7 separate regions of the Mus musculus genome follow, and regions 1, 2, 3, 4, 5 and 7 are each linked to region 6. A link is a loop called in an ENCODE intact Hi-C map of the cell type or tissue named here. Cell type or tissue: heart. All regions are shown on one strand.

The links. A loop is a pair of places that touch in the nucleus more often than their neighbours do. Peaks named below come from ENCODE experiments on the same cell type or tissue, not always from the same donor. Only the 100,000 strongest peaks of a DNase experiment are listed, where the experiment ranks them.
Region 1: it touches region 6 in a loop (4-fold over the local background); 28 of 42 quality-filtered maps call a loop at or near these places.
Region 2: a loop joins it to region 6, with 5 times the contacts of the local background. A loop is called at or near these places in 5 of 42 quality-filtered maps.
Region 3: a loop joins it to region 6, with 5 times the contacts of the local background. A loop is called at or near these places in 5 of 42 quality-filtered maps.
Region 4: a loop joins it to region 6, with 6 times the contacts of the local background. A loop is called at or near these places in 9 of 42 quality-filtered maps.
Region 5: it touches region 6 in a loop (8-fold over the local background); 17 of 42 quality-filtered maps call a loop at or near these places.
Region 7: a loop joins it to region 6, with 2.7 times the contacts of the local background. A loop is called at or near these places in 7 of 42 quality-filtered maps.

Annotation. Positions count from the first base shown.
Region 1 is chr7:89,995,937-89,999,936 of GRCm38, reverse strand. No RefSeq gene overlaps it. Among named protein-coding and RNA genes, the nearest start is that of Eed, 17 kb to the right of the region's middle. In heart, CTCF peaks have their summits at 1,148 and 1,752 (motif pointing left); no DNase peak of the experiment used is centred here.
Region 2 is chr7:89,475,405-89,479,404 of GRCm38, reverse strand. No RefSeq gene overlaps it. Among named protein-coding and RNA genes, the nearest start is that of Prss23, 40 kb to the left of the region's middle. In heart, a CTCF peak has its summit at 1,617 (motif pointing left); a DNase peak (open chromatin) is centred at 1,954.
Region 3 is chr7:89,498,236-89,502,235 of GRCm38, reverse strand. No RefSeq gene overlaps it. Among named protein-coding and RNA genes, the nearest start is that of Prss23, 17 kb to the left of the region's middle. In heart, a CTCF peak has its summit at 2,111 (motif pointing left); a DNase peak (open chromatin) is centred at 2,615; H3K4me3 peaks cover 774 bases.
Region 4 is chr7:90,148,316-90,152,315 of GRCm38, reverse strand. All of the region lies in intron 1 of Picalm (phosphatidylinositol binding clathrin assembly protein), which reads right to left. Among named protein-coding and RNA genes, the nearest start is that of Picalm, 20 kb to the right of the region's middle. In heart, no CTCF peak of the experiment used is centred here; a DNase peak (open chromatin) is centred at 1,815.
Region 5 is chr7:90,014,500-90,018,499 of GRCm38, reverse strand. No RefSeq gene overlaps it. Among named protein-coding and RNA genes, the nearest start is that of E230029C05Rik, 13 kb to the left of the region's middle. In heart, a CTCF peak has its summit at 1,836; no DNase peak of the experiment used is centred here.
Region 6 is chr7:90,264,290-90,268,289 of GRCm38, reverse strand. It overlaps Ccdc83 (coiled-coil domain containing 83), which reads left to right and starts at 2,858. Exons shown (of 11, transcript NM_183293.1): 1 at 2,858-2,966. In heart, a CTCF peak has its summit at 2,488 (motif pointing right); a DNase peak (open chromatin) is centred at 2,509; H3K4me3 peaks cover 596 bases; H3K27ac peaks cover 538 bases.
Region 7 is chr7:90,408,132-90,412,131 of GRCm38, reverse strand. Sytl2 (synaptotagmin-like 2) reads right to left here. Exons shown (of 20, transcript NM_001368878.1): 19 at 3,571-3,776; 20 at 1,694-2,730. The coding sequence ends at 2,585. Among named protein-coding and RNA genes, the nearest start is that of Ccdc89, 16 kb to the left of the region's middle. In heart, a CTCF peak has its summit at 1,965 (motif pointing right); no DNase peak of the experiment used is centred here.

The sequences.
Region 1 (4,000 bases), 270 kb after region 6:
TTGTTGCAGAAAGGGTGTCAGTAGATGTGGCCGTTGAGTTTCCAAAAATCCAAGTCAGGCCAGATGGCCTTCGATGGCTACACAGGCCACAGACATCAACACAAACCCCAGGTGCAGTAGAGACCTGGCTCTTAGTAGCAGCTCAGGCCTGGACTTCCATGGCCCTAGGGGGTTGCCCTGGCTCCTCACATCTGCCTGCTCTTTACCACAATCACATCTCCAGCTCCACCTCTGTCCACAGTGCAGGGACCACTCAGCTTCGCTTTCTCTCCACCAGTACTCCCTCTCTCCCATCTCTCCATCAGATAGTTTCTCAACCCAGTGGCGTCTGCCGCCAGGCAGGGGCGTGGGCTTAGGTGTCTCTCATTTCTGCAAAAATATAATTGAAATAGTTATCAAATAAGTAAAGGATCCCAAGACTTAGAGGTCATAGCCATTTCTACAACATTTAAGTTTGCCATGCAATTTTTCAATAGATAGCAAAACCTGTAAACTATGCACACTTCTTGACTACCAATTGTTCTTAGGAGTTGACACTTGGGAAATAATCCAGAGGAGTAACTGGGTCATAAAAGGAAGGTTTAAAATGCTCTCTGAATGCAGAGAGAGAGAGAGAGAGAGAGAGAGAGAGAGAGAGAGAGAGGAGAGAGAGGATTAATTAATTGATTAGTTAATTTACTGTGACTTTCTGACACCAGCCTGTGATGTTGTGTCCAACACCTGTGTAGGCTGCAGTGTCTGCACTTAGGCCCCGCTCTGGACTAGTAAACTAAGCAACTGCCTTTGGCACATCTCCCTCTCCTAAATTAAATTATCTCTGTCCAAGAACACATTTTGTTTGTAGATGAGGTGCCTACTTATGGCAAGCCTCACCCTGCAGTCATTAGAATGCCAGAGCAATGCTGGGAAGGTTATTCTAGGCACTGAAGAGGTCAATTCTGTTTTGTCTTTGAGAGGTAGCTAGGTTTATCAACAGTACGCTTTTTTTTTCTTTTCTGCCCGTCTTCTGCTTTCATTTTTTTGTTGTTTTGTGTTTTGTCTTTCAAAGACAGGTTCTCACTATGTCTGACTATGACTGACCTGTAACTTGCTCTGTAGACCAGGCTATCTATCCTCCATCTCACAGAGCTCTGCCTCTAGTGGTGGGATTAAAGATATTAAAGCCATTTCACCTGGCTTCCCAAGAGTACCATTCCCTGCACTGGAAATTGCTTTTTTTCTTTTTCTCTGCCTCATTATCACTAATCAAAGCTTGGATAAGGCCCCCCTCATCAGGAATCATGTTCATCAATTCCCTGATTCCAAAATTCTGGTTCTCTATGCCAGCCTCATCTAATCAGCAAACAGAAAGAATCTGCCCAGGATCCTGAGTCATGCCCGGGTATCAATGCTTCTCCCGCAACAGTGAACAAAAGATGCTGGGATCAAAGGATTATCCTTTCCTGCCAGTTCAGGCCGGGTCTCAATCCTAGCAAGACTCTGCCTCAGTAGCTAGCAGGACAAAGACCTCTACGGATACTTTCTCCCTAGTGACTTAATGTTCCAGCTATCAAAGACAGGGAAGAAATAAAATAAAGCATTACAAGAGTCACCCAAGGGATTCTGAGATTATTAGTGAGGAGAATATCTTGGTTCACTTCCATTAACTCCTGTGCCTCTTCTAACACCCCTCCCCTTCCCTTTTCATCTTAGTCGGGATTCTTTATACACGGCTCTTAAAATGAGGGATGGAGATCTTGAGCTCCCCCTTGAGGCCGAAGTGTGTTAGTATCTCTCCTTGGACGGGTTCTTGAGTTTTGGAAGCTATGTTATGTGCTTTCTATAGTTTCAGGTAATATTTAAGTCATTCTCGGATTTCTGACGAGGTTGAAGATTGGTTGTAGTCCCATAGTCAAGTCAACCTATTTAGACAGGTTGTATTGAGAGAGATGATATAACTTTGAGGGGATGGTTTTCAGATGATAATACAAGCTAAAACCAGGACATAATTCAGGTATAGAATTGTAAGCCTTTTAAGTTAGGATAAATGGTAGAGTGTCTTATCTAAATTGACAAATGGGGTGGACTGGGTGTTACGTGTATCTTATACTCTATAATTTGCATAATTGTAATAGTTGTACTCAATTTATATATGAAAGAAAAGAGCCTTTTATTTGGACAAAAGGGGGGAAATGATGTGGGTTGCCCTGGTGCTGTTTGTATTCTGATGTTAATTCTGCTTCCCCAAAAGGGGCAACCCTGCTGGGTGCGGTGGCGCACACCTTTAATCCCAGCACTTGGGAGGCAGAGGCAGACGGATTTCTGAGTTCAAGGCCAGCCTGGTCTACAAAGTGAGTTCCAGGACAGCCAGGGCTATACAGAGAAACCCTGTCTCAAAGAAAAAAAAAAAAAGACGGGCTTCCCTGATGAGGAGTGGATCTCATACTCAGGTGATTTCAAGGGAACCTTCTTCCCATTTAACTGGTCAAATAAAGGCTAGAGCCTTTGACTGGGCAGCGGAAGGGAAAGGTGGGGTTTTAGAGAGTGGAGGAAGAGAGAGGATTGAGGAAGAGGAGGTAGCAGGAAGATGGAGCCCAGAGAAGCGGCAAGTAGCAAGGGATCTCGTAGCTGGGGAATGGAGTAGTGTAGTGGTCAATCTGCTCAATATAGGCATGCAGCTTATATGGTAAAAAAAAAAAAGTTCTCCCATCTTATCATCAGCCTTCATAAACTGAGTTGTTTGGTTTCACTCATTTTCATTTCAGGGAGAATATCTACAGTTCCCATGACATCCCACTGTGTGTATGTGTGTGTGTGTGTGTGTGTGTGTGTATCTTAGCTATTCTGATCTTTGACAGTTGAGAGGATGCTGGCCTGAGGTATAAGTTATATGGTATCTTTCCAGTTTTGACTTTGATTTCTCACCCACTGTTAGCTTACAGGCTATTCCACTATGCTCCTCCCAGGGACCTAGCAACAGCTTCTGTCAGCAAATGCCCCCCTTCAAGTGCACCAGATATGGGCAGCAAACTCGAGCTCCAGTGCGCTCTCTCTCTCTCTCTCTCTGTCTCTCTGTCTCTCTGTCTCTCTGTCTCTCTCTCTCTCTCTGTCTCTCTCTCTCTCCTCTCTCTCTCTCTCCAGTCTCCCCGTCTGTCGTTCCCTCCTCCAAAACATACCACTCTACCACTCTACCTGATGTCTCCCTCTCTTGTGTTCTTGTGTTGCTCCTTTCCTCTGGATTGTTGTATCTTTATTTTGCACAAAATTCTTTTCCTGAAAATTTCTCAGCCCATTTAAATTAAAATTTTTTATTCTTCAAAGGTCTAATTCATGCAACACCTTCCCCCATACTCCTGTGAGATTCTGTAAGTCGGATCCGAAGCTTTGTCACATGTCCAGATTGTAGTTATCTGTCTATTTTTTCAATATCGTCACTGGTAAGTGCACAACTTCTAGCAAGTGTGAGAATCATTCAAAAAAATAATGAATTAAGTTGTTGGAGGATGATTTCAAACACCAAATTTTCTGTAAGAGAATGTATCTTCATTTTTAAAGAGGAAAAAAATGAAAGAGGAAGAGAAAAAGGAGATAGTAGAAGGAAAATAAAGATGAGAACGAAAGAGAGAAGAAAGAAAAGTGACTGGAAGCAAAAGTTACAAGACTCGCAGTGTATTCAGGAAACAGCATTGGCGTAAGTCAGCAGACTGCACTCCAATCCCCTTGTGCTCCTAATGAGTTAAACGGCTACCAAACTACTCCCTGAGCCCTGGCTTTTCTAAAGAAAAGCAAACAAACACCAAGATAAAACAAAAATCCCCATGGAGTCCTGTGCACTGTGAGATTATGTGGTCATCTCCCCACTCAAGCATACTCAAGCTGACTGAACAATAACACTGGGGGTTAGCGAGACGACTCGGAACTTAGGAGCACTTGCTGTGATTCCAGAGGACTAGAGCTCTGCTCCCAGCACCCACATGGAAACTCTCAAAACTAGAACTCCAGCTTCAGGGTCTGACACCCT
Region 2 (4,000 bases), 790 kb after region 6:
ACAAGTATCTTTCTAGTCTCCACTGGCCAGTGACTACTAGACCTGTTTTCTCTAACACAAAATGACTTCCCACACTTCAAATTCTTTAACAACCTCCGGAGACATTTTCAAATGTTGACATCCTAAGGATTAGCTCAGAAAGAAGAAAAAGTCATGCACTTTATGCACAACAAAAATCCAAACTGAAGTCTGAATTATAGAGCAAAGTTCTTATAATTGCTTGATCCTGCCCTGTACAAGGTCTGCCCTATACAAAGAAGGTGGCTTCCTTGCAAATATTTGCATGGCTATTAAGCCTGAGGTCACCTGGAGCCCAGGGCCATGATGAAATTTTAAACTGCAGAGTCACACAGTAATAGCATTGTTTATGAAGGGGACTGACAGTCTCATACTAGAATGTGTATTCTGCATTTTCCATCTCGTTTCTTCCCGACAGTTCCATGAGCTTTGTGTTCTTTTCTTCATTTTAAAAACCAGATCTCCGAAGCGGAGATATAAGGAATCTGGCCCTGACTGTGGGACTGTAGCCTTCACACATAACACACACCCTATGACGGCGATTCATATAACATCATTTTTTTCCAGTCAATGATAGCTGATGTGGCCTCAGATGGGACTAGGCCACTGGATAAAGATGTGAAGTAGTGGAGCCAGTACTGGCTGAGATTTTTGACAGCTGCTGTAGACTCACTGCCTGAGGGGGGAGGGGAGGAGCAAGTATGCATTGGAAGGTGCTGAGAGCAAGGAACTGAAGGCAGAATTGGGTACAATCTGTTCTCTTCCTGCCCCAGCAACCCTGCTCTCCCCACCCCCACTCTCCCTACACCAGTCACCTCACCACCCTATTCCCTTCCCCACCCCCTTTCCCACCCAGTTCCCTCCCTCCATTCACCTCCAGTATCTATTTGATGCCATTTCTGAGTGAGATTCAAGCATCTTCCCTGTGAGACTGGGAGGAGAGCCGGGAGGGGACTTTGATCGGGATGTAAAGTGAGTAAATAAAGGGGGCATCATGCAGCTACATCTGAAAACGATGGCCAATCGTGTCACCAGTTTGGCCCAATAACACCAGTCTCTGCCTTGAACAATATTAGCTCTGTGGTACCATCTTCCCATGGCAACCTGAATGTACCCCTGAATATCTATCAGCCCTATTTTTCAAGCTAGATGAATTTCCTATAGCTATTATAACAAATGATCATAAATTTAGTGCTCCATACAACACAAATTTACCATCTTCTGGTGCTGGAGATCAGATGTTCCAAAATTGATCTGGTCAACTGGGGGTCTGACCTAGTCTAAGGAGCAGAAGGGTAAGGAGCCAACCATCTTTGGTAGCAGCAAAAGAGGCAGCAGTATTAGTCTGCCTACCATAAAAAGGAGAAGCTTTGTGGGAAGCTGTCCCTAGCACCTAGCACCTAGCACCTAGCACCTAGCACCTAGCACCTAGCACCTAGCACCTAGCACCTAGCACTGTGTTCTGTAAAAGCTTAGGTATATAGGCTTTGCAGCCAGGAAGACTTGAGATTCAGTTTCCAGCTCCGGCATTTACCACTGTCTTGGAGGTGATACTTAGCTACTTAGTTTCTCTGAGTTTGAGTGCCCTCTTGTGGCAAGAGTATAGTATGGCTATCTTTGTTCTGTGAGACAGTGCATCCAAGTACAATCAGAGGCAGTCCATGCAAAGTGCCTAGTAAATACCTAATATATCATCACTGTCATGCTCATGTTGTTTTAGCAAGTTTTATGAACTTAATGAAGGCCATGCTATGCCAAAAGGCTCTTAGGCAGAATGGCTCCCTGCTGGACCTTGGTGGATGTCAGATGAGCCTTCTCTCTAAGACAGCAGGTCAGGTGGTAGAGAGGCTGTTGACCAAGCTCAGCACAAGCTCAGACTCTCTCAGGTCAGCAGTTATCAGGCCTGTGCTCATCCCTTGTTGGCTGTCTCTACTCAGCCAGTTCCTGGCTCTGGTCCCACTGATTTCTCAATGACTGGTGCCTCCAGGTTAGGACCCTCCTCTTACTTACCTAATGCTGCCAAGGTGTTTGCACAATCAGTGGAAATGGCAAAGCCAGGATAAGAGGATAACTTGCTGAAAATTGATTTTCCATACACAGAACATCAGCTTACACATGGCCCTTTGAATTGAAGTTGCCAAATGTTTCTTACGGAAGTCTTACGGGATTAAATAATCACACCTGGGAAACCAGTCATCCATCACTTCTTACAGATGGCTGTGTCTGGGAGTCAGACTCGCTGTCTCTGGAGCAGGAGAGAGAGAGGCTTGCTTTCCTGGCTTTAAATATAATAGAGATGTTTTGAGAACACTGAGACCCAGCCTAGAATTTTTCAACTATTTCTCTTGCATCTACGAAAACAGGGTTTTAACTAGCATCTCAAAGTGGCACATTCTCTTCTAACGTCCAACTTGATGGTGCAGTACAACCACACAGAGTAATCCTGCCACCTTAGAGAAGCACATGGCCAGGAGATGCAAATGACATATTCACAGTGCTGAGTACAGAGTAAGGAGCTGTGGACAGACCGGCTGGATCAATGAGCTTTAGCTTCAAGTGACAGACCCTGTTCCAAAGAATAGGGTAGAAGAGGAAGTGAGGAAGACTTCTAACATCAACTTAGGTCGCTACATAAATGTTCACATATGTGCACCATAACATATGAACATGTAAACACTATACAAATAAAAAGAAAGAGGGAAAAGAACTGAGGTTCAAGAGTAGGGTCAGTGTATGCAGGGAAGACATATTTAAACAATGTCATCTTGCAATTAAATTAAAATTCTTAAATTCTTGTCATTATTAATGAGTTTTTTCCCACCAAGTTTGACTCAATAGCTCACTACCCTTTGATCTATCATTTTGCAAAGAAGGTTGTAGCTGGCATTCCCTCCCACGGAGACTTCTTGAAGTTAGCGCTTCCCCCACTATCCACTCAGAATTAGCTCATGTGCTAGGTGTTACACTGGATTCTGATTGTTCAGAAAAAAGAGACTCTGTACAGCAATGTGTGGCAGAGAACAGGTGGGCTATCTAATTTATGCTTGTAGCACAGCAGAGCATCTTCGTGTGCAAGCACAAGTTTCTGTGCCTTTGTTTACCTCGTTCTTATCATAAGAAATTCCTTCTCCACAATATCTTGGTGGTAAACTATCTCATTCTTTCAGACTTAGACAAGGTCTTTCCCAGAATGTTTCACAAATATTATGAGGGCAGCATGGATTTACACTTCAGTGGTAGAGCACTTCTCTACCCTGCGTTAGAATCTCAGTATAGCAAACAAGGGGGGAAAAACCCTATTCTTCCTCCATGTTCCTACAATATCCCACACCTGACTCCCACAGATCTGAAGTTTACTTGTTTCCTAAATTGGAACACAGCATTGTACATGCTGTGCTTGCTCATCATCACCATCTCTGTAGAGTGTGTTTGTACAGAATGGTGGGTATCAGCAAGCCTCAATCTTTCCCTTTCAGGGGTACAGCCATGCTTCTTATGAGGAATGAACAGCAAGCTAAGAAAGCACAGGACTGGCTTCTGCAGTGCAATTTCAGGCAAAGAAGCAGAAGCCCTTCCAACAAGACTGGGAGCTATGCTAAGTCAGCACCCACTTTATCTCAGGACACCCTAAAGCTCTAGGATATGTGATGAATGAAAACGACCCTACGACCAAAACTGGGGTAGAGGGAGGGTAGACAAAGATGACAGAGAGGATGACAGCAGATAGAGGATAACAGAGACACTTGAGACTGAAGGAAGCTGTGGGTAGGATGAGGGAAGCTACCAAGAGACACCCAGGACATCCGTGAGCACAAAGGACAATGGCTTCATATTCCCCAAGATCTAAGCAGAGCAGAAGACCAACTGGCAACTCCCTACAGTGTGGGATCTTCCTTAAACAAGAGGCAAAGGCTGCCCTTCCTGTCCCTCTGGGGTGCACGAGGGTGCTGTGCATCATGGTGACTGCACTGGTCTGGTTTTA
Region 3 (4,000 bases), 770 kb after region 6:
ATCTATAATGCTATGGTTGGGATTACTTGAAGCCAGAATAAGACTCTTGCAGCGTCTTGGACCCATCCTATCTCACTTCATTACCCTAGCCTACCCTTTCTTATCCTCTCCCTCCATACCCTACCCACCCAATCTTATTTATACATTATATCCTGTCCTGTCTTGTCTTAGCAGGTATTACACCATCACTGTCATTTATATCTGTCTTCCCTGCGAGTGTAGGAGCCTTGTAAGAGAAAGAGCAGAATTCTGTTCTATCGTCCACTGGTGTCCTGTGGCCCAGCATAGGAATCGCTCACTGAGAAAACAGATCTTTGTCATGACTTGAACAGTAGTCCAGTGTCTGCTTCCTCAGCACATCTCACATGTGATCCGGTGATTGGTTGCTCAGTGGTCTGCGCTGTCTGTCCCCTCTGCAGCTCCTTACCACTAGTCTCATTCCATTCGCTCCTTTTTAAGATGATGACAGCAACCTCTAGACTAGAGTATGAGCCTCCCAGCTTGTCTTGGCTGCCTCAGACATGTCTGAAGCAGAGACTTGATCCCATTTTGTTTCCCCTTGACTAGAACTCGGTCACTAGAACCCCAAATTTCATTTTCTAACCTTTGAATCATATATATATACATATATATATATACATACATATATATGCATATGTATATATATGTATATATATATATATATATACACACACATACACACACACACACACACATATATATATGATATATATGTATGATATCCAATATATTGATCAAGTTTCTTCTCCATTGCTCTCCAGGCTCATACGGTCTGACTTTCAGCTAAGCCCTACTGAACATACCTGTGTTTTTTATCTTTGGTCATTGGTCAAGCTCCCCTCCTCTTAGCTTGCCCTTTCCCATCTCTCCAGGCATAATTACTTACCCAGCAAACAATCTACAATGGGTACCAGTCCCACCCCCACACTCATCCCAGAATTGCAGAGAGAACGTTGCACATCTGTGTGTTCAAGATGCTTGCGTGTCACTATAGTAAAGACACTGTCCCTATTTCCCAGGGCTCAGGGATCACCCTCTCTACAGAACTATCTTGGCATCAATGACATGTAATTACCACTCTGTGAGTTAAACTAGCTGAGAATCTCCCATACACTTTAATAAATCTCCCAGTTAGTGTCCAGCCTCACCGCTGCATTTCCTTTCTTGGATTTATTAATACCAGTTCTATATCCAGTTCCCCGATGGGAAAAAATGCCATGTTTGGCAAAGCAGTGTGACCCAAGCGTGACTAATGTCCTCTGTGGATAAGCCATTCTGGGACACAGAACATTTTCCTTTTAAAATGGCATGCTTTACTACTCCCAGATAATTGCCAGGGCAGTCCAACGCAAAGATAGGAAACTCCACAAAATATCTCATCTTGCTTTCCCACTGTAGCAAAGATGTTTGTCGGCCAGCTACAGCAGAGTACCAGGAAGAATCATTCTGTACTGATCACCTCAATTGTGACTGTTCTTCTGTTCCATAAAGTCTCTAACGCCCCTGCTCTGTTCTTTTGGAGTTCTTAAATATAGAAAAATGCCATCAAGACTTACTGGGAGAAAGGGGAATTTAAATCGAAAAATCTAATTTTTCATGAGAGTTGTGGAAAAGGCTAAAACATTGTGATCACACTTGAATCTATAAACCTGGGCATTAACACGTGTAATTCCTTTCAGTTTATTGTTTACCAAACAGCCAGCGTTGGGTAATAAACACTCGCTAAGCGTGCTCAGATTTTCTTTACTCTCTGTCACTTTATATCTACCATTAATTAAATGTCCTTCCCATTTGCGAGCATTTCAAAGTTTCCCACTGCCCTGGAGAAGGAATTTAAAACCGTCAGGTGCACTACTCTAGCGCTGCAGTTTCTCCTGATAGCACAATTCTGTTTAGAGAGTTGTTGCTTAGTGTTTCTGACCAGTTAGGAGGAATTCCCAAGTCAAGAGTAACCTTGGGTAAAAATCAACATGTTGAAATATCACCTTGTTCTGCTTACTGCGTGATCTCAGCTTTCCTCGAATAGTATAGAAAGCAACTTTTCTCGGCCGCCGCTGCTTTTCCCCCATTCTTGGGTTGCCCCCTAGTGGTTTCCTTGACTTATAACTATGCTGCTCTCCTCCAATTCTCCGAACCCAAAAGGGACTTTCTGGTGGCTCTACTAAGTATTTGATTTAACTTTGTCTTTTCCACATCTTCTCCCATTTACAAAGGGGACATCCAAACACAGCCTCTCCCTTTTCCCTTGAAGGTAAGCAATGTGCAAAGTAGTCCAGGCACTTTGTGACGATCGATGCATTCTACTGACCGCGGTGAAATCCTTCCTAGAAGTTTCCATTGTGGCTTTGCTTCAGCGCTGTTTTCCACTTGCCTGGCGTTCACTTTCTCTGTCAACATTGGCGTGATGCCAGGTAATCTAGGGGTGCATGGATGACTTAAAGGCTGTGTTGCACTTTGAAAATGCCAATTATATATGCTGAATGCAGCTGGGCGCGAGTCCCATACTCTCATCCATAATAAACAAGTTAGCACTCTGGGGGCTCCCCCGCAGTTGGTCCCAGACTTCTTGGCTCCATCTGGATAGTTGGAACTGTGACTTGTTCACGCCCAACCATTTGAGCTTCATCCAAATGCCTTGGAAAGCCTTTGAGATCCTGTAGAAAATGAAGGAGAGGCCTGATCTGTGAGTGTCAATGCCTGACTCTCTGCTGGATGTTAGATCCCAGACATCTGTACCAGGAAGCTCAGTGCAGCAAACATTACTAATTTAAAGCCTTATTGGCTCATTAAAGAGTACCAAGAAGTTCTCAGAATTTAAAATGGTTTTATTAAAAGATTTTTCAAGAAAAATCTTACTTTTGTTAAAATCTAAATTGTAAGAGGACAGTCGATCACACAAGCTGATGCTATTTCCTCTCCAGCAACACAGGGTCTGCAGAATTGGATTAGAGACTTCTCCCAGCAAGGTTGGAGTACTGGGGATGGAGAGATGATTAGGGACACCTGCTGCTCTTGACAAGGACATTGGTCCAACTCCTAATACTCACATTGGCCAGTTCTCAATGGCTCACAATCACCGGTCACTCCAATTCCTTGGGATTCAACACCCTCTTCCTGTCCTCTGTGGGCATCTATATGGACATGGCGCATATACATACACGCTGGTAAGCACATACACTCAACATTTAAGAGTAGAGTGAGTATAAAGCAATCAGTGGGGTAACAGTACATGGTAGGAGGATACTTACTTCTTTGTATTTATAGAACGTGCTGTGTGCAAGGCACTCATTTAGGTAAAACTGAAATGGTGCATGCCCTTGTGAACGTCACATAACCACTTCCAATGAGATAACATATGAAAAATGACCTCATCTTTAGAGATGTGCACAGTCCAGTAAGATAAGGGATCTTGTGTTCTACATGACTGTGGAAAGGAGAGCCAGGATCAATGCACGGACCCTAAGGGACACCTGTTTGTCTTCAATGAAAGAAAGACTCAGTTACAATCAGCACTGGCCACAAACAGAGTGACCAGCGGCTATAGGGAACGAAGGGGCATGGCCTGCATGGTTCCTCTCGGTGGAAACAGTTTGTAAGATATTTGGAACTTAGTACAGAGAATTTCTGCAATGTTATCAAGGAGGGAATAGGTGGAATCCATGGTTCCTTCTGCTACTCAGTTTCAACACACTGGGGATGTGATGGAAACTGGGTCATTGCCATGGCTGGATGTCTTGTTAACAAGGGATCGCGAGAGCATAGCTATAAGATCTGTTCTCGATCACAACGACCAAGAGCCACAGATTGCTGACGTCTTCTGCCTCTAGCAATTAAGTGCCTGACTCTGGATCTGCCCAGGCTCAGGCAGGGGCCAGGGTAGGGGAGATCCTGTCAGGCTTCTAAAAACTAGGAGTCTGCATCTAAGCAACCAGTCACAAACATGAGGTGGTGTGGGTAATAGTATACATATGATTCATTT
Region 4 (4,000 bases), 120 kb after region 6:
ACAGAGTGAGTTCCAGGACAGCCAGGGCTATACAGAGAAACCCTGTCTTGAAAAAACCAAAAAAAGTAATTCTACATATGCATCACAAGATACTATATTTATCCTAATTAATAAACTTTCTCAACCCTTTTAACTAATTGTTGTTACTATATAGAAGTAACCTTCCCCCGCCCCCCCCCAAAAAAAAAGAAAAACTGCTGTGAAATCTCTGCAAATTCTCTTACCTGGTTTACTTTGTCTTTTTAAAAAGAAGGTCTTTTTAAAAAAAAGACCTCCATCAATGCAAGTTCCAGCTTTTAGAATATAATAAAGGCAACTTAAAGAAAATTATTCTAGAAAAATAATTTTAAAGACTGAATGCAGGAGCAGTAAATATTTCTGGAAATACACTACAAAACTCCAAGTAGTAAGGATCACAGAAACTTTCTTTAAGGCAATAAAATTAGTTACCTTGAAGAGACTGAGGCCATACATGAGGATTAAAGAAAAAAATCTCAATGTTAGAAGAATGATGGTTGTGCCCCAGGAATTTTCAATTACATTGTGTGTGTGTGTGTGTGTGTGTGTGTGTGTGTGTGTGTGAGAGAGAGAGAGAGAGAGAGAGAGAGAGAGAGAGAGAGAGAGAGAGAGAGAGAGAGAGAGAATGCATGAGCTTAATAGCAAACAGCTATGTCTACAAAGTAAAGAATTTATAATTTCTCTCTAAATGACGTTTTTAAAAAATAAAGTCTGGCATTATAGTCATTGGCATCTAAATGTATGGGGCTCAAACAGAATCCAGGAGCAAGAGGTTATCAGGGTGTTTTCCCTTCATCACAACTGTAGCACTTGAACACATTTCATTAAAATTAGTGGAGTATATGTGACTTCCTCTGATCTTACCAGAGCAGCACTATCTTCTCCACTGTGTTACCAGCATCAAACACAATATGTCCTGAAGGAGAAATTAATGTATGAGGGTTGCAGTATAGTCAGAGTGGTTGCTTGCCTCGTACACGTGAAGCCCTCCCTGCATTCAATCTCCAACAATTCAATAAATGAAGATGTGTGCAGAAAGTAGCAATATTCTATCTAAGTAGTCTAAGGTCTGGTGCAGTGATGATCTGAAAGAACCCTGTTAACAACTTCGCAATCATTGTGTCATGTTTACAATACTCCACATTCCCAGAGTCACTACAGTGACACAGTATCAAACACTGTAATCACAAAGCCTGTGTCTCAATACTAGGACAAGAAGTGCTCCCAAAAAAGATGTCTAGCTAGCTGAGAAATAACTGATCTCCCTTTCATTTTGAGCAGAAAAAGTCAAATAGGAATAGTTAAAGATATGTCTACATGGAGAAAAGGTACAAAAAGCCACCCTGAGATATTATACACTAAGAGCTGGCCGATCACAGCTAGGCACAGACAAATCTATAGAACTTCATACTTCAATGTAAAAGTAAAGATAAATTATTTAAGTTAATGGAAAGCCATTTTGTAATTGCCTTTCCTTTTAAAATTGAAATAAAAAACTATTTCTTCAAATCAGGTTAACTTACTGTCTCTTAAAATTATCTATTATTTTGTTGGTCTTTTTTTCACCTACTAATCTATCATAAATTAAAAAAAATCTTACAACAAAAGCTAAGGTTTGTTATGAAGACGCTATATAGAATAATATATACTTTCAAAATATCAAGTATCAAGTATTGACTATAGGCTCAAGTCAGAGCCCCAATCCTCACACTATCAAATTGCCTCTGATGACTGTGTGAGCACTCTTGACACAGAGCTTCTTTCTCCTCTGTGTTCTGCTGGACTCTGCACGCCTACCACTGGGTGGCAGACACTGGCAAGAAGAGTTCAGGCTCTTTAACTTGGAGGTTAGGGCTCTATTTTCATTGTCCTTTAGAGTAATGATTTCCAAACCTACATACCCTGACACAAATTACAAATAAGAAATACACAGAAACATTATTTTTTACAAGTATTGCCTCAAAAGATTTCTATGCTAGTTTTCAATTTATCAGAAAATGCAAAATCAAAATGTTAATAGAATAAAAACCCATCACCTAATTTAAGAATTTAAAAATATTTATTTAAATGGAATAAGAAAACCAAAATGAAAGCATTAACATAAGATCAGAGGATAATAATAAATCCATGATAAAACAAAAGGTGTTTTCCTCTCTTCTTTGAAGATTTGAAGTTTCAGAATTACAATCTGTCCTATAGGAAAGAAAACATTTTAAGTATCAAGCAGTATGAAATTCAAATTTTATATGCCAAATTACAAAGTTTATATTCTAAAATCTCACCAAATTACTCTACCTGATGACAGAGATACTAATTCTCAGTATTCTAAAAAGCAGTCCCATATAAAAACAAGAATTTACAAAAACCAACTCCTAGGCAATATATTATTAACCCCTTGTATGATGACCAGTCTCCAGGAGATGCCCACACCCAGAAGTTTATGGGCAGCACAAACTGGACTCGTTTGGTTATTTAAAAGAAAGAGAAGACATGAGGTTGGGGGTGGGTAGAGAGGTAGGAATGAATCTGGGAGGAATTAGAGAGGAAGTTGGAGGACAGTAATATGATTCAAATACATTGTATAAAATTCTCAAAACATATACAATAAAAATATCCCATTAAAACATATATTATGAGTACTATCCTTACCTCCACTAAATCTGTAAGTCCAGGGTGTATCATATAGAAAAAATAAATTAAAAGAATTCTCCAAATCCCACCAAGAACAATAAAAGGGAAGCCAAGTTTGAGAATCTCTGCAGAGCAGATTACTGTAAAATTTTAAAAAGCACCTGAATATGTTCGTTGAAATTGGGTCAATTTAGAGAAAACCATGTTCTAAAGTGTGAATAACCAAGTGTCCTGGTTTCTACCTGTCCCCGTGCTACCTTTTCACTTACAAGTGAGCCAATTTGGATAAAAATTATGTCACCTTAGTTATCACTTAACCTAGAGAAAGATCACAAGTAGCTAAGGAGCTGATGCACCACCAACCCGCCCTGGGTTGTTTGTAGTTCTGTCTTGGAGTGCTGCGTTGTGGGGTTTCACTAGCCTTCCTAAAGCACTTACATGATTCTTCTCTTCTAGCCACTGGGTCCTTTCATCTCATCAGGAGATTTCACCTTATGTCTCACGTACTCTTGGAAAACCATCTAATTTATCTTCAACAAAGTCCCATTTCTTCTCAGAAAAATCAACGTTAGGTCTTTGGGGAGTTGGAAATATTAGAATTTTTTATATTTATGTCCAAAAATTTTTACACCTTAAAAAAAAAAAAGACCATAAACACTTGTTGGGCAGAAGTAGGATTATTGCAGGTTCCAAACCAGCCTGAAATATACAACAAAACCCACAAGAAACTATACACAGACTGTTTTATTTTAATAAGTCAGAGGCATTCTTCTCTGTTAACTGCATTTCTGGAATTTATGTTGCACAATGTGAACACTGTATCTAGTAGATGTGCTGATATGATGATATAAATATATTTGGGTTCAGAGGTGAAGCCAAGCCCACCTCTCCACTTTTGAGTTCCAAGCAGAACGAGCAGAGCCAGTGAAGGCTTCTTCCCTGTGCCCAGGTCACTGTTATTTTTTAACCACCAAGCCAAGGTAAGCAGAAATTCACAGGACTTCCCACATCTAATGATTTATTTTGCCTATTCAGAAAGAATACTGGATTAATTCAATTCTCTGCCTATCTTCCTCACTGAGAAAACACAAACACCAGTCCATACCCCCAACCCCAGTCCAACTAGGAAAAGGAAAATCTTTATGGTCTACCTCCCAAAAGCTTTGCAAACCTCAGAAGAAACAGAAATCCCGTTTATTCTACATATAATATATTCACAATATGGAATAACTGACCAATTTCTTAGGACTACAGAAGAGTTAACAAACAAAACCTCCACCTCAGTGTAGTATACATGGGTATGGGGAGATAATCAGGAGTTTATGGAATAGTGGAGAGAAACAAATACAGG
Region 5 (4,000 bases), 250 kb after region 6:
CCTCTGTCCTCCTACCCAACCATTGCCTGTTTCTTTACTGACCAGTCAAAAAAACAATTTTTGAGCCGGGCGTGGTGGCGCACGCCTTTAATCCCAGCACTTGGGAGGCAGAGGCAGGCGGATTTCTGAGTTCGAGGCCAGCCTGGTCTACAGAGTGAGTTCCAGGACAGCCAGGGCTATAGAAAAACCCTGTCTCGAAAAAACAAAAAAAACAAAAAAAAAAAAAAAAAAACAAAAAAAAAACAATTTTTGGCAGGAACCTTCAGTAGACGTACAAATTCCCATGTAAGCATAAATTAAATCCCCAACAGATGGTGTACACTCACACACACACACACTCATACACACACCACACACACACACATACACCACAGATCCACAAACACACAGCTACACATACACACACATGGGCATGCACACATACAAATAAATAGTACATAAATGAAATTCATGAAATTCTTACACACACACACACATATATATATATATACATATATATATATATATATATATATATATATATATGAGGTTCCTATTATTTTACTGCAACACCTTCTGAAAGACAGGAAAGTTTAGTCAAATGATGAAAGCTGAAGCCATATTTCTCTTCATTTGCTTTGTAGAAACCAAAGTAAATGCGCCACAGTGCCTATGTCCAGACCTTCATGGCCCTCCACCAGGATCAAGTCTATACAAAGACAAGACAAAAGATGGCCACCCCTGATTCTCCAGATGACCTCTGATGTGTTTATAATAGATAAAGAGAGGAGGGATATGTTTTGTTGGAGGTGCAGTCAGGTATAGGGTAAGGACGGGCCTTTGCGGGCCCATGCTGAGCCATCCATTCCCCCTGAGGGACCAGCCACATGATGGTATAATATATAGTTTACTCAGAGCATGGGAAGGGGAGCTGAGAGGGTAGTAGAGAGAGAGGGAGAGAGAGAGAGAGAGAGAGAGAGAGAGAGAGAGAGAGAGAGAGAGAGAGGAATAGAGGCTGTCCATAAGCACTTGGAGAGAGAGGGGGAAGGGGAATGGGGAGAGAGGGGGAGGGGCGAGGGAACTGAGTGGAAGCAGGAAGGCAAGAGCAAGAGCAAGAGAGTGGGGAGGGGGCAAGCCTCCCCTTTCATAGTGAGTCAGGCATACCTGGTTGTTGCTTGGTAACTAAGGGGTGGAGCTTAGACAAAATGCTAACAACCTCTGTATCCAAATCCTGTCCCCAGAGGGAGAACGGTAGAAATTAGACTCAGAACGTCAAATCTTTTCTTCCACTCAGTAAATCTCCATGGCAGCTCCACACCATCCCACTTAACCAAAGAGACCAAGCCTTGAACCTCCTAGCATCCATGTACAGGAAATGCTTAGACCCTTGACATTTAGAATCCACATTCCTTTCTCAGCGTTGTAACTTCAGCAACACTAAGAAAAACTGGGGAGTGACTTTGAGGATATTTCTCAATTTACTAGTAACTTGCAGACCTGAGCTTTTGACTTTCCATGGGTGACCTAGCTTTAGTTTAACTATTTGTTGTACTGATGAGGAGAAACGCAAAACATGGAAGGAAACTTAGAAACACACACAAACTATGCCCTTGGAATCCTACTGGGCTGGAGTGCAGACCCTTTAAGACCAGGAAGCAGCAGATGGGGACAGCGGAACAGAAATCTGCAGATGTAGGATGATGATACAGTCTCATCACTGGGCAAAAGTTGTATTCAGAAACCTGTTGGGATAGAGAGGTGGCTCTGTGCTTTAGGATATTTACTGAACTTACTTGAGTGAAAGCTTTAAGGAAGTAGCAGTGGAAGGATGTGACTAGCCTGTCACAATGGTGCCATCATGAGACAAGTCCATGAAATGTAAAAAGTGAGAGAGGAAAGAGAAACTCCTAGTGAAGACCATATGGCCAAGAGCTGCAGAGCCCTGCCAGATTACTCTTTATTGACAGCACAGACATCAAACGCACCTTGTGAAAGGGCCCACGTCTAGTCTGACTAGAAGCACATCGAAAGTTGAAGCATAAATCTGTACTCTTCCATTTATATGAATTACTCAGATTTTCAGCTGATTTCCACAGTACTAATAAAGTGTACACAATAGCCACTCTCCATGGAGGTATATAATGATACATTTATATAGTTTTGGTTTCTGGCACACAGCTTCTAAAATGCTAGGGACTGCTGGAATTGTAAGTATCTTTAATATGCTAATTAGGTAGCTGGTAGTTGGGAGTCTTTATGCAGCTTCGGGGTAGGGATTAGCAGGTCAAAATTCTTTTTTTTAATTAATTAATTATTTAATTATTTTATTTACATGAGTACACTGTAGCTAGCTGTCTTCAGACACACCAGAAGAGGGCATTGGATCCCATTATAGATGATTGTGAGCCACCATGTGGTTGCTGGAAATTGAACTCAGGACCTCTGGAAGAACAGTTAGTGCTCTTAACCGCTGAGCCATCGCTCCAGCCTCAGGTCGAAATTCTTAATCTGAAGTGTAGAACTTTCAGCCCTGTCCCTAAACTTTGAGACAGAGGAGTTGGGGATTGAACTCAATCATCAATGGCAAAATGATTTAGTGATTTACCGAATCTACATAATCAAACTTCCATGAAGAATCCATCATGACAGGGTTCAAAGTGTTTTTCAGCTGGCAAACACATTTCCCACAACTCCATGGACAGAAGTCCCTATCATCAGGACCCTTCTGTACCTTGTCCTCTGGGCTTTCAATCTAGCTGTTATTTTAAACTAGGAGTGGGGCAGTGGTTTGCCCACGTCTGTAATCTTTTAACTCGGTAGGCAGAGGCTGGCAGATCTACAGAGGAAGTTCCAGGATAGCCAGGGCTACAGAGTGAAACTCTTGTCTCAAAAAAACCAAAAAAACAATGAAGAAGGAGTAAGAGAAGAAAGAGGAGGAAGAGGAGGAGGAAGAGGAGGAGGAAGAGGAGGAGGAAGAGGAAGAGAAGGAGGAGGAGAAAGAAAGAAAGAGAGAGAGAGAGAGAGAGAGAGAAAGAAAGAAAGAAAGAAAGAAAGAAAGAAAGAAAGAAAGAAAGAAAGAGAAAAAGAAAGAGAAAAAGAAAGAGAAAAAGAAAGAAAAAGGGAAGAAAGGAACAAAAAAGAAAATGTAAAATGAGCCTTCTTGAATAATTCTGTGAAACATTCTAGCAAATTATCAAGCCCAGCAACAAAGAAAGATAAAGAAAATGAGTCAATAAGACCAATTAAGACCAGAAATATACCTTCAGCGGCCTGTTTTTGCTGAGTAGACCCCTTCTTCAAAAGTGTCTTCGAAGCCAGGCGTGGTGGTGCATGCCTTTAATTCCAGCACTCGGGAGGCAGAGGCAGGCAGATTTCTAGGTTCGAGACCAGCCTGGTCTACGTAGTGAGTTCCAGGACAGCCAGGGCTACACAGAGAAACCCTGTCTCGAAAAACAAACAAACAAACAAACAACAACAAAGTGTCTTCAATCTCTCAGTGATGCCACCTGTGACTCTGCCAGCGGATATGGGAGGCATAACCTCCTGATCCAACACATCCCCAAAGCCACACCCCTGAGCTCTGCCCCATTGCACTGTAAGGCTTCTGGGAGGAAAATTAATAGCCAAACCATCAAATTACTCCACAGACTTTTCACAATGATGTAAAAGTAGCCAACAGGCACATAAAAAAATTCTCAACCTAACTAATCATCAGAGAAATGTGAAGTAAAACCACAGTGATGGACTGGAGAGGTGGTTCAATGATTAAGAGCACATGCTGGTCTTGCAGAGGACTTGGGTTCAGTTCCCAGAACCCATGTAGCAGCTCACAACTGTCTATAACTCCAGCTTCAGGTGACACAATACCTCTTTGGCCACTATGGGCACAAGGCATGCATATGGAGCACATATACGCATACATAGAGACAAACACACATTCTCATAAAATAAAAATAAAGAAACCTTAAAAAAAATTAAAGAAAACCAGAGTGAAACATTACCTCACGTGTGTTTGAGTAGC
Region 6 (4,000 bases):
GGGAGTATCTGTCCAAATTGGGGGTTAGAATTCTCGTGCCTAGCTTGGTCTTTGGTGCAACAAGAGGTCTCTGCCCCAGTTGGGGGAGTTGGAGGACAGGAATGAGGATCAGGGTCACTGAGTGAGTGGAGGATATCCTCTGGTAGGCTGCCTATCTGCAGTTCAGGTGTCTATTGTGATATCTGCTCTAGGAGTGCGTCTCAGTCTGAGTTCACCTTTCGACTTTTTTTCTGGTTGGCTTGGCCTGCACCTGTTCTTTAAACGGTCACGGCCTGTTCCTGGGCAGCAGAAGTCTGCCCAAGTTGGGGCTTGAGGCACAGCAGCAGGAGAGGACGGGGTAAGTGGGGCTGTGTAATGTGTGTTTGTGAACTGAAACTAGGATCTCAGGAGGTTGTTTGTTTGTTTTGTTGGTTTTGTTTTTTGTTTTTGTTTGGTTTTTTTTTTTTTTTTTTTTTTTTTCTGAGACAGGGTTTCTCTGTGTAGCCTTGGCTGTCCTGGAACTCATGTAGGCAGCCGATGCCTAAAAGATGGCACCGGTTTCCAGTACACCATGGCCATAAACACCCTTACTGCGCCTGCACTAGTCACCACTTGGTGCCAACCCCTCCCGAGCAGGTGAATGCTAATGAAGTGTCGACAGGCCGACCAATCCCAGGAGGACACATAGCCCTCGCCAGTGCTCGGGTGTATATAAGCAGTCCTCCCTGGGTTCCCGGGGTCCCCGTAGCAGCATCGAGGCGTTCCTGCAATAGAGGCTGTTGAGAAGAATCCGACCGTGTTGTGTCTTCCTTGCTGGCTGAGGTGGGCGCGACAACTCACTCTTTAGACCAGGCTGGCCTTGAACTCAGAAATTCGCCTTCCTCTGCCTCCCAAGTGCTGGGATTAAAGGTGTGTGCCACAACACCCAGCTTAGTTCCTCCTGTTGGCTCACCTGCTCTTCTGTTTGGTTTTCTATAACAAAGTCTTCAATGTAGCCCAGGATGACAGCGCTCTCTCTCTCTCTCTCTTAACTAGCTCCCTCAGTTCCCTTCCTTCATTAGGTCACTAATATAATAGTAATGTATTAACCTTTTAAAAATTATAACCTAGAGCCCCACCAGCCAAGAGCATGAGCTGGCCCCACCCCTTGTCTGCTATGCAGTGGCGTAGGTGAGGAGAGATGCACCCCCATCACCTGTAGCAGGTGGGAGAGCTGACCCTGCCCCTTGCTGGCTGTGGCATTGGGTGAGCTCGCTGAAGCAGTGCTGGAGAGCTGGCCCTGATGGTGTGGGTTTCCGGACGCTGGTGAGTTCACCAACTCAGCTACCAGTCAGACCCAGATCTTCCTATGTAGCCCAGGCTGACCTTAAACGCCTCATCCTCAATCTAACCCAACAGCTTTCCCATCGCTATATGGATGGGGTGACCAGCCCTGCTGACCCGAAGCTGCAGGTTCTTCATGACACAGGGCAACAACAGGATATCTAAGAGGAGTCCCAGTAAGGACCCAGTATTGATAGTGTAGCAAAAGCCAGTAGCCTCCAACCAGACCAACGACTCGTTGCAAGTAAAGATGTATAACACGCTGTGATACACTACAGCTTCCACTAGGCATTTTTGGAGGGCAGGTGGCTTGTTTGTTTGTTGTTGTTGTTTTGTGTGGTTGGTTGGTTCGTTTGGGTTTTCGAGATGGGGTTTCTCTGTATAGCCCTGGCTGTCCTGGAACTCAGAAATCCACCTGCCTCTGCCTCCTAAGTGCTGGGATTAAAGACATGCACCACCACTGCCCGGCCTGATTTTTTTTTCAATTGTAATTTTTTTGTTGTTGTTATCTTGTGTGGTGGGAGGTTACAAAGGCCAAGGATGAGTATGAATGGATGGGGAAATGAGAGGGATTGGGGTGCATAATGTAAAATTCACAAAGAACCAAAAAAGGTTTTTAAAAATTCCTTACTATGTTTTAATCTATTTTTTAAGCCAACTAGATCACTTGGAAGTGAGTCGGAGGCCTAAAAGAGCCTGGCTTCTGACTTCCCAGGCCAAAAAAAGAAAATTACTGGAGTGTAATGAGAGAAATGGGAGGCTTTAATAGACTGCCTTCAGGATGAGGCTGAACTGCACTATATTGCTTTGTTAAACGCTTAAAAGTAAAATGAGAAGACAGATGCAAAGACTTCAGTGCCTCAAGTTGCCCTGTGAGCACTTGAAGAGTTAAACCAAGCTGACAAACGCAGACAGAAAAGCAGAGCACCTCTGTCACAGGAGTTCTGCCCCTTCCCACACCCGGGGAGTTGTTTTGAAATCACAGAGGAGTCATTTTATATCAGCAAATATAAGCTTGCAATGACCCGAGCGAGGCATGCGCACAAAGCTGGAGTCCTATTTACATACACCACCTTCCAAGCACAGAGAATTCGAAAAGAGGAGAGAGAGGCCTTGGGGGAAAAGAAGAAAGGACTGGACCACTGCCCTAACCTCTGCATGCACTCCCTCACCCGCACTATTCCTCATATGCCCGCCAGGTGGCGCGCGCGAATCGCCATGGTGCCTAAACCAGAATGGGATAGTAGATGAAGATGCCAGTCGCTTTGAAAACAGCGGGAAGTGACCCGGATGGGGTTGGAAGGGAGGGAGGGAGAGTGCTTTGGGCTATTTGTACTTGAGAACCACCAGCCCACAACCCGGAATTCTCACCTGAAAACGCTGGAGACGATACTGGGAGAAAGCTAACATCCTTGTGTGACCTCTGACTTCTTCAGTCTGCCCCCAAAACTTTATAGGAACCCTCCCCCACTACAGCGGACACGCCCTCCTCTTGATTTGCCCTGACACGAGATGGGCCTGGGGTCGCGCCCTCTGGTTTTTCCCTCGGAGCGTTGTTCCTGAGCGGTTAAGAACTGTTGAGAAGGGTTCTCCAAGCCGTGCCCCTCTTTCACCACTCTGGAGACAGGGATACCTGCCTGGTTTTAGCCGCCCTAAACTTAAAGGTTTGTAACCTTCAGGGTGTCCTAGCGCAGTCTCTTAACTCAGTAGATGCCCAGCCCTCTGATGCAGTAGTCCCCCTTTATCAGTTTCAGGTACCTGAGGATCTTTGTGATGGATGGGCTTAAGGGGTGGGTATTAAATGGAAAATGCCTGAAATAAGCATTTTTGTTTAAGTAACGTTTGTCATATCTGATAACTGTTCTATTCCAGTATTATTAATCTTTAATTTATACTAAGTTTTGTTACAGGTTTATAGGTACACAGTACGGAAGGGGGCGGAGGCTGTGATGGCATCTATAATGATTGGTAGTATCCCAAGACTCAAGCATCCCTTTGGTGTCTTGGAGTCCCAACCTCACAGAATAAGTAGACCTTTGTGTTGCTGTCTACCACTCCACAATTTCCTCAAAGCTTTATGAATACTCTTAACAGTTCTGAAACGAGATGGAAAAGATGGAGAAAGAAACTGGGGGTCAGACAGGACCAAAACCTGTGCTGAACTGACTTAGTGGGGAATCAGAGGTTCCACTTCTCCTTCCTTCTCCTAGTGTCCCCAGTGGTTCCCAAGCTGAGGAAAGCTTGATACCTCCAAAAGATGTGTGACAATGTCATTCATCTACATGTTTCTAAACACATAGATCTCAACAAACGGTTTTAATGGTACTTTTCTAAAATGAATAAGCTTTGCATTTTCACACTATTTGGGACTATGTACATATATATAGTCTATATGAAAAGACGTGTGAAGGATTTTAAAGTAATTTTAGATGGAATTACCACTTGTAAAAGGACTTAAGTAAATCAACTTCATTTTGTTTTAACGCTGGAGTGCATTTCTGATTCTGTTAACAGTGCATTCTAGTGAGACAGAAAACCTTCTCTAGGTCAAAAAGCGTTCCTGGCATAAATGAACACTTGAATTCCAAAGAATTTTGCTGGGATGGGGAGATGACTCAGTGGGGAAATGTGAGCTGTGTGAGTATATAGACCAGGTTCTAGATCCCCAGTGCCCATAGAAACGTTGGGACGGTGGGCA
Region 7 (4,000 bases), 140 kb before region 6:
CAAAGGGTGGATTCTCATATTGCCTCAGGGTTAATGTTAGTGAATCAGAGTGGATATTTTACAACATGACATGAGTTGTGTGGCATCCACTTTGCATGTGTGCATCACTCCCAATAGGTTTGTTAATAATTCTTTTATTAAAAGTACAGACCTATCGAATTACCTGAAGGGGAACTGGTCGCAGGAGCTGGAGAGGTTGCAGACGAGACTGCAGATGCAGATCCTGAACCTTAATGGGACCAGAGTGGAACCAGTGACCCTCAGAGACTTTACCTCTTGGCTTACCTCTGCTTTTTCTTACTTTAAGGAATGGGTGGGAGTGATTTTGTTTGGTGCTGCCATATGCTGTGGACTGGTGTTCATGCTCTGGTTGGTATGCAAATTCAGAACCCAACAAAAACGTGACAAGGTGATTATAACTCAGGCACTTTTAGCTATTGAAAACGGCTCCTCCCCTGAAATTTGGTTATCCATGCTCAAGAATTAGTTGGCATCTGAGTTCTCTGCTCTTGCACTCCACAGCACTGAGATGAGAGAGACTCAACGATCATTGATCAGCCCTTGCACATCACTGAGGTTTCCTCATTGCAAGCGATAGAGTGATCATGATTTCACCACTAATTCATTTTTTGGCTGGCCTCTTTTGCAGAGTTCGCCCTAGGTCATTTAGCAGTTATTGTTACACAGCACTGCAGTATCCAGAGACGGGCAACTTTCCTCGTGCACAGTCCAACCTAAGACATGGGGCCCGGTGGCGATAGGGTTACCCTATGACGGGTAAGGCTGTGACATTAGAGGAATGACCTAAAACAGGAGCCACGGCGGATGGACATAATTGCACAGGCCTAGTCCAGCCTCATTTTATTAAAACAAACAGGGGGAGATGTGGGAAGCCACATGTGCTGTTGCAGAGTGGCACTGACTACTGCTGGCCACCACGCATAAGTCTGGACAAACAACCAATGTGTACATATGCAGTAAAGTTTTTTGCAAAGACACTGCCTGGCCCGGGCATGATAATGAGGTTCTGTAAGGTACTGAGAGTATAACCAATCAGATGTGAGACATGCAAATGAGGTATGATAATGATGTTCTGTAAGGTACTGAGAGAGAGTAGCCAATCAGATGAGGAACATGCAAATGAGGCTTAGTGCATAACCAATCCGGGTGTGAGACACGCCCCTCCTAGGCCTATAAAAGCAGCACCAGTTCTGGGCTCGGGGTCTCTTCGCCTCTACAATCAAGCTCTCCCAATAAACGTGTGCAGAAGGATCCTGTTGCAGCGTCGTTCTTCCTGGCCAGTCGAGCGCGCGCAAGAGGGTGGGGAGGAGAGGCTCTATTAACTCAGCACCCGGTGGACTTAAGTCTGCAGTGTTTGCTTTCCTAAAAAGGCAAATAATCTACTAGGCTTTCAGTTTTACTTATTTATTTAAATTTTTTAGTTTTGTTTGGTTTGTTTTTTTGTTTTTAGACCACTCTCACTGTGTAGCCCAAGCTAGCCTCAGACTAGCAACAATTCTCCTGCCTCCATATTCTAGATCAGGGGTTATAGGCAAGAGCCACAAGGTTTTGATGGCATCTTTATGAGATTTCACATTTACTCACTATCCAGACTTCCTACCTACATTAAGTTGGAGCTTGCTTTTACAGAATGTATTTTTTTAAATATAAGAAGTCAGGCTAAACTACTGATGCAATTTAAACCATGATAATTTATTCTAAGGGTTTTTACAAAAGACCTTATGAAAATTATACATAGGAAGTCCAATACAGTTGAGCAATTTATATTCTGATTAAAACTTTGTAGCAAAGCATATATGTGAATACTTTAATGCTGTTTTTATATAGTAAAATCATAAGAAAACCATCAACTATATGCAATATTTTAGCATAGTCTTATAAAATATAGACTTGCCACCCACTTTAGCAAAAATTAAGCCAAAATAAGCCAAGAGCTGAATTCCATATGCAGCCAGTAGGTGGCACCAAAGTCCATTTGAGACTGAGAAGGTGAGGTTACAGGAGTCCGGGTGTGTGTGGGATTTCTCAAGGCAGATTTATGAGCAGTGAAGTCAGTCTTACTGCCCTAACATGGAATTCAATGTTTCATTAGAGGTTACTAAGTAAATTCGTCATATTATGTAGGTCATTGTCTTCACCGCTGTCCTTTCTCTCTCCACCCCATCCCAGGAGTTTCCTCATTGCTTTGCCCAAAACCTTCTTACTTAGAAGCCCAGCAAGCATTTCAATAACCAAACGGCAGGCCTGCACTGCAACACGGATTGTGGTAGGAAACATGTGAAGCTAGCTTTTTCTTTGGTGTGGAAGCAACAGTTCAGTTTTCCTAGCTTGTTCAACTCTCTCCTTGAATGTCGGCATCACGCCACACTTCTTCTGGGCCGTACATCTTGTCATCGTTTAACTCCCTTGAGTCGTGCAACCAAAGAAATGCATGCAGATTAAGTTGAGCATGCTTCTAAAAGTCATTAGTGACAACGGGAGAGGGTATTTGTCCATGAGGCCAACTCTCCAGTTCAGATGCCCCTGGGGCGTAGTTTTTGATGGCGGAATCGGCTGACTAGGATCACTTGGAAAGCTTGGCAATCAGAAGCATCCGGAGGGGCAGCGTCGCTTCAACCCAAGTGTTGGGAGAGTTTACCATCTTCTCCCAGAGAGCAACTTCCTCAGAAGTAGAATCCATCCAATCCACTTCAGTCCCGTAGCTTTTTCCTGAAAAAGAGTTTTACATTTTCATTTACATTTCCCACTTGGGGCAGGGAAGACAACGAGGAGTGTGCGCACACCTGGAGAGCACACCTGGGTGTAAGGAAGAACTAGTTTACTACGCAGGTCGCTTGTATTAATCCACATGGCTCCTACATAATTGCTCTTCACCTGAACGTGAATGTGGGAACTGGATCATAAGTTTTTCAGGGCTTAGAGGAATCGGGAGGATTAAATACTGAGGAGGAGGAGACTCTAGATGATGCCTTAGGGAGTTTTGCCTGAAAGACTCAATCTCATAATTTGCCTTAGAAATGAACTGTTTATTATCATTGTTGTTATTACTGTTTTGTTTTGGAGTATTGGGTTTTTTGTACAATTACTAACTGCCTTCTGGAACCGTGAAACAAAAGTCATAGAGGAAATAAAACAGCTAACCCACTGATGAAATGATAGTCTCTGTGATTGGTCAGAGCAGACTTATTTATTCACCTATCTCCTTAAATGTCGGCATCACCTGTCTTCTTGGGCATACCTGATGTCATTGTTTAACTTTCTCAATTAGTACAATCAAAGAAATGCATGTTCATTGGCTTGGATATGCTACATAATACTCACCAGGTAAGGATATTTGATCACAAAGTCAGAACTCTCAAGCTCTGATTTTGGAACCTGCCAACAGTACCTTAGGTTCTGAAAGGACGGACTCTGGACTCTTCAGACCCTCTTATCCAAGAACCCTTGGACCCCTGATGACCTTTCACTCAATGGTTTTATTACAATTACAACTTTAGCATTTTCTGGAGAGTTAGGCTCATAGAGAATTAAACCTGTAACAAAAGTTACCTGTTCCAAAGCCGATCCGGAGACCTCCCAGAAACTGGTTGGTTAGTTTATAATGGTCCCAGACTGTGAGTTCTACACAGGCTTCCATCAGATCTTCAGGCCTGAACCCATCATACACCATGGTATGGTTGAAGACGGGGTTGGTGGTTTTCCCTACAGCTCTTGTCTTCTGGCGACTTTTTCTACTGGTATCTGGAAGGATGGTACTATAAAAAGAGAAAGTGATGTGACGGCATCTTAGTTAAGAAAGGGAACATGTATGCTGTCAGTGCCCCTCAGCACAGCTATCAGACAGGCAATGGAAGAAGAGAGCACAAAAGCCAAGTGTGTGGCTCACATCTACAATTCCAGCATCCATCTGGCTGAGGTAGGAAGATTGAAGTGAGATAGCTGTTAGTGGAATGCTTTGACAGAGCATGAGGACCTGAGT